2 separate regions of the Homo sapiens genome follow, and region 2 is linked to region 1. Evidence: read pairs that join two places in POLR2A ChIA-PET (ENCODE). Cell type or tissue: endothelial cell of umbilical vein. All regions are shown on one strand.

Region 1 (5,000 bases):
AGGTATTATTTTCTTTACAATTCTTTCTGTTAAAATATTTATTACAATGTAATCGGAATTGTTTATATAGAGAGTCTGAAACTTCTCTTTGCCCCGTTTCTGTGTTTCAGACAGCAAAGGCATATAAAGCCATGAAAAACTGCTACATACATGGTCTCTTATTTTATTTTTACAGATATCTATTGAAATCGAGGCTCCTACCCAGATATCTTTAGTGGATGAAGCATCAGGAGAGGTAACTAAATATTAAATATTGATTTTTTTAAAAAAATGCGGTGCTAAAATGATTGTTTATATTTCTCTTTGATTTTGTAGTCAGATGCTCCACCCATCAGCTATACCCTCAATCTTTCTCTTTGATTTTGAATGCTCATTTAACCATAAATAAAAATCTAGTAATTGAGTGGGGTTTTAGGGGCAAAAAATCCCTTTGTGATTGTGTAAGTCCATTTGGGCTGGACTCACAAAACTACCGTAGACTGAGTGGCTTATACAATAGACACTTGTTGCTTAGGTTTCTAGAGACTGGAAATCCAAGATCCAGTCTCCAGCAGATTTCGTGTCTGGTGAGGGCCCACTTCCTGGTTCTTTTTTTTTTTGAGACGGAGTCTCACTCCGTCACCCAGGCTGGAGTGCAGTGGTGTGATCTTGGCTCACTGCAACCTCCACCTCCTGGGTTCAAGCGATTCTCCTGCCTCAGCCTCTCTAGTAGCTGGGATTACAGGCGCCTGCCACCACGACCAGAGCCCAGCTAATTATTGTATTTTTAGTAGAGAGGGGGTTTCACCATGTTGGTCAGACTCATCTTGAACTCCTGACCTCAAGTGATCTGCCTGCCTTGGCCTCCCAAAGTGCTGGGGTGACCGGTGTGAGTCACTGTGCCTGGCCACTTCCTGGTTCTTAGATGCTGTCTTTTTCCCTGTGTCCTCCCATAGTAAAGGAGCAAACAAGCTCCCCTGGGCATCTTTTATAAAGGCACTGATGTCACTCACAAGGCTTCTATGCCCAACAACTAATCACCTCCCAAAGGCCTCCTAATAAAACCACTTTGGGGGTTAGGATTTCAACATACGGATTTTGGGAAGGGACACGAACATTTAGTCCTTAACAGTGATGTATTTATTTCCCATGTTGTAAAGGATTGGGCATGGCTTATTTTTTGTTCCTTATTACATGCTAATGATGGGAACCCTGGTGTTGATATTACTACCTGATGTTATTGTCACATTTACTGAGTTTTATAATATTCAGAATTTAAAATGGTGATTAATATTTTTGCAGCAAATTCATGGATATTGTACTTTTTTTCTGAACCCTTATTCAGAAAAGGGGCACTGCCAAGTGGAAAAATTTATTTTTCATCATTAAATTTTGAGTAGTACTTTTGTGAATGTATGGTTTTAATAAGTAGGACTATAGACATACACCCCCCGTTTTTTTAACCTTTTCCTATTTTGGTTAATATTGGTTTTGTAGCTTGATTATAGCACACTGCTTTGCCATGTTTAACTGTGAGGGTGTCTTGTGTTGTTTGAATGTGATCTGAACAGAAACTGACCTTTTCAGATGTTTCTTCTTTGGAGATCAGACAGTTGAAGTTGAAGTATTCTTCCCATCAAATTATCCTGAGGGAGGACTACAGAGCCAGTTTAGGGAGAATTAAAAAGGAAAAAAAAAAATAGGTGAACCTTTGTAAATGCCATCCTGGACTCTGCCAACTGCTTTTCCGGGGAATAGTGTGATAGTGTGTGGCCTTGTCACATCAGGGATATTGGTGAAAGGCATTCCCTGAGCTGGGGGCTGACAGCAGGCTGACTTTTGAGCAGTCTTGCCTCCACTTTGATTTTTTATGTTTCTTCCTGTGTGCCATGACTTTTGTGCATTGTTTATCCAGCTCCAACCAGGGGGAGACCCATTCGAAAGGGTCCTCCAGAATGAATGGAGACTTCCATGAGGAGTCACTGTCACTGAGCAGTGACCTGGTGTGTGCAGAGCTCTCCCCACTTACTGATGGCTGGAGAGGCAGTAGTGCCCGCAGGTCTTGCCCTTGCCGAACAGTATGATGTGCAGTGTGTATCGGGACCAGGCCTCATCCAGGCTTTAATCTTTTTTTTTTTTTTTTTGAGACTGAGCCTCACTGTGTCGCCCAGGCTGGAGTGCAGTAGGGCGATCTTGGTTCACTGCAATCTCCACCTCCTGGGTTCAAGCGATTCTCTTGCCTCAGCCTCCTGAGTAGCTGGGATTACAGGTGCCCACCACCACGCCTGGCTAATTTTTGTATTTTTAGTAGACACAGGGTTTCACCATGTTGGCCAGACTGGTCTCTAACTCCTGACCTCAAGGGGTTCACTCACCTCAGCCTCCCAAAGTGCTGGAATTACAGGCGTGAGCCACCGCACCTGGCTAAGGCTTTAAAAATTGTTAAATAGTGGCCGGGCTTGGTGGCTCTCACCTGTAATCCCAGCACTTTGGGAGGCCGAGGCAGACGTATCACTTGAGGTCAAGAGTTCAAGACTAGCCTGGCGAACATGGTGAAACCCCATCTCTACTAAAAATACAAAAAATTAGCCAGGCGTGATGGCAGGCGCCTGTAATCCCAGCTGGGGAGGCTGGGGCAGGAGAATTGCTTGAACCCAGGAGGCAGAGGTTGCAGTGAGCCAAGATCACGCCATTGCACTCCAGCCTGGGCGACAGAGTGAGACTCCGTCTCAAAAAAAAAAAAAAAAGTAAATAGCTTTATTGACATAGAAATCAAGTCACACACTTGTGTATCCATCACCACAATCAATTTCAGAATATTTTCAGCACCCCAAGGGAAGAAGCCTTTAGCGATCGCAATGCCTCCCTATTCTCTCCTTCCCCAACCCCCGGCAACCACTACTGTATTGGACTCTCTGTCTCCATGGGTTCACCTATTCCGGATATTTCCTATGAGTGGAATCATACAACATGTGCTCATTTCATATCCGGCTTCTTTCACTGAGGATGTTTTCAAGGATCATCCATGTTGCAGCACGTGTCACTTCTTTTTATGGCCAAATAATATTTCATTGTATGGCTAGACCACATTTTCCTGATTCGTGCATCAGTTGATAGACATTTGAACTGGTTCCACCTTTTGGCTAGTATGAAGAATGCCGCTGTGCCAGCTGGGCGTGGCAGTGCCCGCCTGTAGTCCCAGCTATTTGGGAGGCTGAGGTAGGAGAATGGCTTGAACCCAGGAATCTTGATCGCACCACTGCACTCCAGAGTAGGCGACAGAGCCAGACTCCGTCTCCCAAAAAAAAAAAAAAAAGAATGCTGCTGTGAACAGTCAGGCACACATTTTTTGTGGCCATCGGTTTTCACTTATCTTGGTGGCACACTCCTGTAGTCCCAGCTACTGGGGAGGCTGAGGCAGAGAATTGCTTGATCCCAGGTGGCGGAGGTTACAGTGAGCCAAGATTGCACCACCGCATTCCAGCCTGGGGGACAGAGCAAGACTCTTGTCTCAAAATAAAAATAAATAAATAAATAAATAAATAAATAAATAAATAAATAAATGGAAGTCTTCAGCAGCTGTTTCCCCAGCGACCTTGTATTTTATCATCACTTGTATTTCTCTCTCCATGAGCAAGAATGATCTCAACATATAATTGAAAGTGCTAACATATCACAAGGAACATCTATTAGAAATTGGGTAGCATCTCCATTCTGTTATTTTCTACCCGAGGGAAGAGGTAACAGCTGAGTGCCTGGTGTGGTTCAAATTACTGTGGGATTCCATTACCATTGTATTTTAATGGATATATTTGCAGGAAGCATTTACTATGCAGCTCACATGTATTTGCTTTATTTGGGATTTTATATGAGACTCAGAAGTCACTGGGATATATTTCTTTTTCAGGTTTTTATTTCAGGGCAATAATGGAACTATCTTGTACACAGGGGACTTCAGATTGGTGCAAGGAGAAGCTGCTAGAATGGAGCTTTTGCACTCCGGGGGCAGGTACTGGGCCTCGTATAGGTGGTTTTTTGTTTGTTTGTTTGTTTTGTGAAACGGAGTGTTGCTCTGTCGCCCAGGCTGGAGGGCAGTGATGTAATCTTGGCTCACTGCAACCTCTGCCTCCAGAGTTCAAGTGATTCTCCTGCCTCAGCCTCCCAAGTAGCTGGGATAACAGGTGTGTGCCACCACACTCAACTAATTTTGTATTTTTAGTAGAGATGGGGTTTTGCCATGTTGGCCAGGCTGGTCTTGAACTCCTGACCTCAGGTGATCTGCCAGCCCTGGCCTCTCAAATTGCTGAGATTACAGGCATGAGCCACTGTGCCTGGCCCCTTGTACAGTTCTTATGTGTATGACTGAATAAAGTATTATTGTTCTGGCCATAAACAGAACAATATTGTTCTGGCCATAAACAGGTGTGGTGGCTCATGCCAGTAATCCCAGCAGTTTGGGAGGCCGAGGTGGGTGGATCATTTGAGGCCAGGAGTTCGAGACCAGACTGGTCAACATGGTGAAACCCTGTCTCTACTAAAAAATACAAAAATTAGCAAGGAGTGGTGATGCACACCCGTGATCCCAGATACTTGGGAGGCTGAGGCAGGAGAATTGCTTGAACCCGGGAGATGGAGGAGGTGGCAGTGAGCAGACATTGCACTTCAGCCTGGGCAACAGAGCGAAACTCCATCTCAAAAAACAAAAAAAGTTACACATAATTTATATCACATTGGATGGCTAACATCAATTTTTTTCTTCTTTTCAAAGACATCCAAAGTGTATATTTAGATACTATGTTGTGTGATCCAAGATTTTACCAAATTCCAAGTCAGGTAAGTCTGCCTGGAGGAAAAGGGTTATCATCTGGGTGTGCCCGTGTTTTTAGTAGGAAGTTTGTAGGGTGACAGGTCATATCCTAACTGTCCCCGTAGGTGTGAGTACCTGGGACTGTTGGGAAGGAAAAGGCTATGTGCGGCTCTCCACCTGTTAAATGTCTCTTTAAAATCCTGTCTAGGAGGAG
Region 2 (5,000 bases), 100 kb before region 1:
GTGTGAGCCACCACGCCCAGCCAAGTTATCATTTTTAATAGGGAAAAATATAAATGTGCTTTCTAGACTTGGCTTTATTTGGGGCTTGGCTATATTAGTTATCTATGGCCATGTAAAAAATGACCACAAACTGAGCTGCTTAAAACAACATTTATTATCACACAGCTTCTGTGGGCCAGAAATCCAGTCACAGCTTAGCTGAGTCCTGTGCTTTGTTCAGGGTCTCTCCTGAAGTTGCCACCCAGGTGTCAGCCAGGGCTGAGGTCTCATCTGAAACTTGACTAGGGAAGGATCCATTTCCATGCTCCTGTAGTTGTTGGCAGGATTGAGTTCCTCACTGGCTGTTGGACCAAGGGCCTCAGTTCTTTGCCATGTTGGATTCTCCATAGGGTAGCTCACAGCATGGCAGCTTATTCATCAAAGCCAGTGAGAGAGAGAGTCTATAGAGAGGATCTGCTGGCAAGATGGAAGTCAGAACCCTATGCAGGTGATTCATGAAAGTGACATCCAGTCGCCATTGCCATTTCTTTTTTTTTTTTTTTTTAAGATGGAGGCTCGCTCTGTTGTCCAGGCTGGAGTGCAATGGCACAATCTCAGCTCATTGCAATCTCCGCCTCCTGAGTTCAAGCAATTCTCCTGCCTCAGCCTCCCAAGTAGCTGGGATTACAGGTGTGCACCACCACGCCCAGCTAATTTTTGTATTTTTAGTAGAGATGGGGTTTCACCATATTAGTCAGGCTGGTCTCGAACTCCTGACCTCAGGTGATCCACCCGCCTCAGCCTCCCAAAGTGCTGGGATTACAGGTGTGAGCCACTGCGCCCAGCCGCCATTGCCATTTCTATTGGTTAGAACCAAATCACAGGTCCTGCCCACACGTAACAGGAGCAGATCACACCAGCTGTGAACCCCAGGAGGTGGGATCACTGGGGGCCATCTTAGAATCTGTGTGCCACTGATGGGATCTTTTGTTTGAAGTGTTGTGACGTGTGAATTGAAATAAAATCTTCGGCCAGGCGCGGTGGCTCACACCTGTAATCCCAGCACTTTGGGAGGCCAAGGCGGGCAGATCACAAGGTCAAGAGATCGAGGCCACCCTGGCCAACATGGTGAAACCCCATCTCTACTAAAAATTAAAAAATTAGCTGTGGATGGTGGCACATGGCTGTAGTCCCAGCTACTAGGGAGGCTGAGGCAGGAGAATCGCTTGAACCTAGGAGGCACAGGTTGCAGTGAGCTGAGATCACGCCATTGCACTCCAGCCTGGCCACAGAGCGAGACTCCATCTCATAAATAACTAAATAAATAACTAAATACATACGTACATACATACATACATACATACAAACTTCAAAAATGCCTCTTTTTTTCACTATGGGCAAATGCTGTTCCACTTTGGTCTCTCCAAATTTCAGTTTCTTGAACCTCAAGCAGCCTAGCTTATGTACAAGGAAAAGACACACTTACATGTAGGTTGCCTACAATGGAGTGAAGAATAAGGAGTTTTAGCACATACCATTGGTTTACTCACAATGATTTTCTTAAAGTGCTAAAGCTATTTTTGACTTGACTCCATTCATCAGCCTTAATATTTTTGTACAAGAGTCAATCTTCTCCTGGGTATAGGCGTGTATTATGAAACCAGACTGTGGCATCTTACTTCCAGTGAACCTGGGTTCCTGGTAGCAGTCCTGTTCCAGTCGTGCTGTGATAGTGACTGCCTTTCCCCCACCCATAAATTGAAGGTTATGAAGTGCTTTCAAATACATTATTCAATTTATTCTCACAGCAACCTTTTGAAGTTAGTACTTCTTATCCCCATTTTACAGATGAAGAAACTGAGGTATGTGACAGTTGGCACTTAGGCGAGGATGTGTTAATATCACCAAGTGGAGGGCTTGGGATGCAGGCCCCAGACCTCCATGTTTCCCTGTTAGCTCCCTCTGCCTCTGCCATCCCCTCTAACATTACCCACTATGGGGACACCATGGCTCAGCCCCACTGAATGTCTCACTGTGAGTACAGCATAAATCAAGGCAGAAAAGGACGATTGTCAAGATGCAAACAGTTCTCATTGGCTTGCCCCAGTCTCCTTTCCCCCTTTTAAGTCATAGGAAAGGAAAGGAAAATAAAGAGTAAATTAATAGAATAAAAGAGAGATTAAAGTACAGATATTATGAAATTGGAAGGTGCTGGCAGCAGTCCCTTGGGTGTCTGCCTCTTGAGTTAAACTGGACAGAACTGCATACACCGGATGCCCCTTCCTCTCCTATGGGCCCAGATGGGTGATACCACTGCTAGCAGTCAAGTTATTTAAGAACATTTTTGTACCATTCAGCGTAAAAGCAAACTTATGGAATACAGCTTTTGCTGTATAGATCAATCTCATTTTCTGCTTCATTGTTACTCTTTTTGCTTGTAGGAGTGCCAGCTTTCTGTCTTTTTCATGGACTTTTGAATATAGGAGCTAACATTTATTGTGGCCGGCGTTATGCTCGACATTTAACAGCCGTAGTCTCATTTACTAATCACAACAGCCACAGGAGGATGGGTCCTTATCCCCATAGCACAGAAGGGGCCATGAGAACACAGATTGACTTGCTCAGAGTCTGCTGGCCAGAAGCAGAGCTGTCGCAGGGCCTGCGCCATTCACAACTGTTACCTAAAATACTAAGGTTTCCCCAAGAAACACGCCTTACGATGCCTCCCTACCCTTTCAGTGTTTGGGGAGATTTTATTTTGTTTTGTTTTTTTGATCTGGTGTTGAGTATTTCCAAGTTCGATTTTGCGCATCTGTGTCAATGAGCTGAAAGGTAATTTGATGTTGATAAAAAGCAGAAGTCAGAGAATGATCCACTAAGGTCTTAGCACTGTGCTGCAAGGAGGGTGTGCTTGCTTAGACATGTCGAGGCATATAAGGTGTTCTATATTTAGTGGCATTAGATGGTTTTTTTAGTGGTTAGCATTCTGTTTGCTCCTTTTTGAATCATATAAATAACCATAATCATTGCTTACATCTCTTCTCTGGAATCTTGGCTCTCAAACGGTTTGTACCACAACTTGACAGATAACAACACTACTGTTTTTTAATAGAGCTCTGAGCTTCATTTCCTTATGTACTTATAAGCAGATTTTACACAGATTTCAATCTACGTAGAGGCCCATGAATCATGCATATTAGTTGGGCCATGGGAAAGGATATCTGATTCAGATACAGAGTTTGCTTATGAAACTGAGATTTTTCTTATTTACTGGAAATGATTCTCTGCATTTTATTGAACTCTCAGAAAACATGACCGCTTCACTATTCCATTATACGGAAGCTAGCCATTTTAATGTAAGCCCAATAGCCTTCCTGGTTCTTTCTGAGGACAATAGTTATAATTTGAGTGTTTGTTTTGCTTTTCAAAAGTTATTTCTTTTTTTTTTTTTTTTTTTTTTTTCTGTGAGACGAAGTCTCGCTTTGTCGCCAGGCTGGAGTGCAGTGATGCGATCTTGGCTCACTGCAACCCCCGCCTCCTGGATGCAAGCAATTCTCCTGCCTCAGCCTCCTGAGTAGCTGGGACTACAGCCACGTGCCACCACACCCAGCTAATTTTTGTATTTTAGTCCATGTTGGCCAGGATGGTCTCGATCTCTTGACCTTGTGATCCGCCTGCCTCAGCCTCCCAAAGTGCTGAGATTACAGGTGTGAGCCACCGTGCCTGGCAGTATTTCATTCTTACACAGATTATTTTAGCTATTAGTCAGCAAATGTAAATATTCTTACCCTGTTTTCTAGGACTTTCTGTTTTTTATAGCTGGTACATCCTGGTGTGCTCTTATGCTTTAATGCTTCTATAAAAATTTGTTCAAAATGCTTATAAGTTGCCAAACTTATGATACTTTTTACCTGAATTTAGGCAACATATTGCTTGTCTAAATTCTGCTACTTATTTTTCTAACCTTTAGAGACCTAAGATAGCAGTTCTCAAAGTGTGGCCCAGGGACCTCTGGAAGTCCCCCAAGATCTTTGAATCTATGCAGTCATTTTTTTTTTTTAACTATTTTCATAATAACACTAGTATGTAATTTTTTCACTTTCATTCTCGTCTGAGTATACTGTGAAGTCTTCCAGAGGCCATGTGGCATGTGTATTTCTGTAGTCTTTTGTTTAAAAATGTTCTCAGTTTTGATTTCTAATGCGATAAGTGTGGATATGCATAACCCACATAAGCAAAGCTCTTTGGAGGTACTCAATCATTATTAACAGCGTAGGCCAGGTGCAGTGGCCCATGCCTGTAATCCCAGCACTTTGGGAGACCGAGGTGGGCAGATCACAAGGTCAGGAGATCGAGACCATCCTGGCTAGTACGATAAAACTGCATCTCTACTAAAAATACAAAAAATTAGCTGGGCGTGGTGGCACGTGCTTGTAATCCTAGCTACTTGGGAAGCTGAGGCAGGATCAAATCACTTGAACCCGGGAAGCAGAGGTTGCAGTGAGCTGAGATCACACCACTGCACTCCAGCCTGGGCGACAGAGTAAGACTCCATCTCAAAAAAAAAAAAGAGTGTAAAAGGGTCCCAAGACCAAAATATTTGAGAACTGCTGCTTTAAGGCGATCTGCTGGGCAGTTCCTTTAGTGGTTTCACAGTTGGATATTCAATGAATGAGAATTGTGCTCCAGAAGAATGTTTTGCTCTAGAAGGAAGTTGGCAAATTTTTTTTTCATTTCTGAATGTTCTCTATTAACAGATATCATATATCCTGTGGCTTTCATTAATTCATCTAATTGCTTGATATTGTTGATTGTTACTGAACCAGTAACAAAAGAAAAAAAATTCTGATATTGAGAAAGGCTATTTGAAATTTATCAAGCTAAGTCTGCCTCATAGCAGAAACTAATTTTTTAAATGACTATGATATATATTTTATATGGTTTTGGTCTTCCCACTAGCATTTAGAAGTGCTTATTTATTTCCAGTGGAGATCTGGACATTTCTGACTCATTGGTTTTGA

The links. ChIA-PET counts read pairs that join two places held together with the same protein. Peaks named below come from ENCODE experiments on the same cell type or tissue, not always from the same donor. Only the 100,000 strongest peaks of a DNase experiment are listed, where the experiment ranks them.
Region 2: POLR2A ChIA-PET joins it to region 1 with 5 read pairs; 3 of 35 experiments call an interaction of 5 or more read pairs at or near these places.

What each region holds. Positions count from the first base shown.
Region 1 is chr10:15,017,039-15,022,038 of GRCh38, reverse strand. It overlaps ACBD7-DCLRE1CP1 (ACBD7-DCLRE1CP1 readthrough), which reads left to right. Exons shown (of 8, transcript NR_144471.1): 4 at 176-235; 5 at 3,887-3,988; 6 at 4,748-4,812; 7 at 4,995-5,000. It also overlaps the pseudogene DCLRE1CP1. Among named protein-coding and RNA genes, the nearest start is that of OLAH, 24 kb to the left of the region's middle. In endothelial cell of umbilical vein, no CTCF peak of the experiment used is centred here; no DNase peak of the experiment used is centred here.
Region 2 is chr10:15,121,973-15,126,972 of GRCh38, reverse strand. The region is part of intron 8 of NMT2 (N-myristoyltransferase 2); the gene reads left to right. Among named protein-coding and RNA genes, the nearest start is that of RPP38, 27 kb to the right of the region's middle. RefSeq lists enhancers at 2,872-3,011, 3,918-4,097. In endothelial cell of umbilical vein, no CTCF peak of the experiment used is centred here; a DNase peak (open chromatin) is centred at 3,082; H3K27ac peaks cover 378 bases.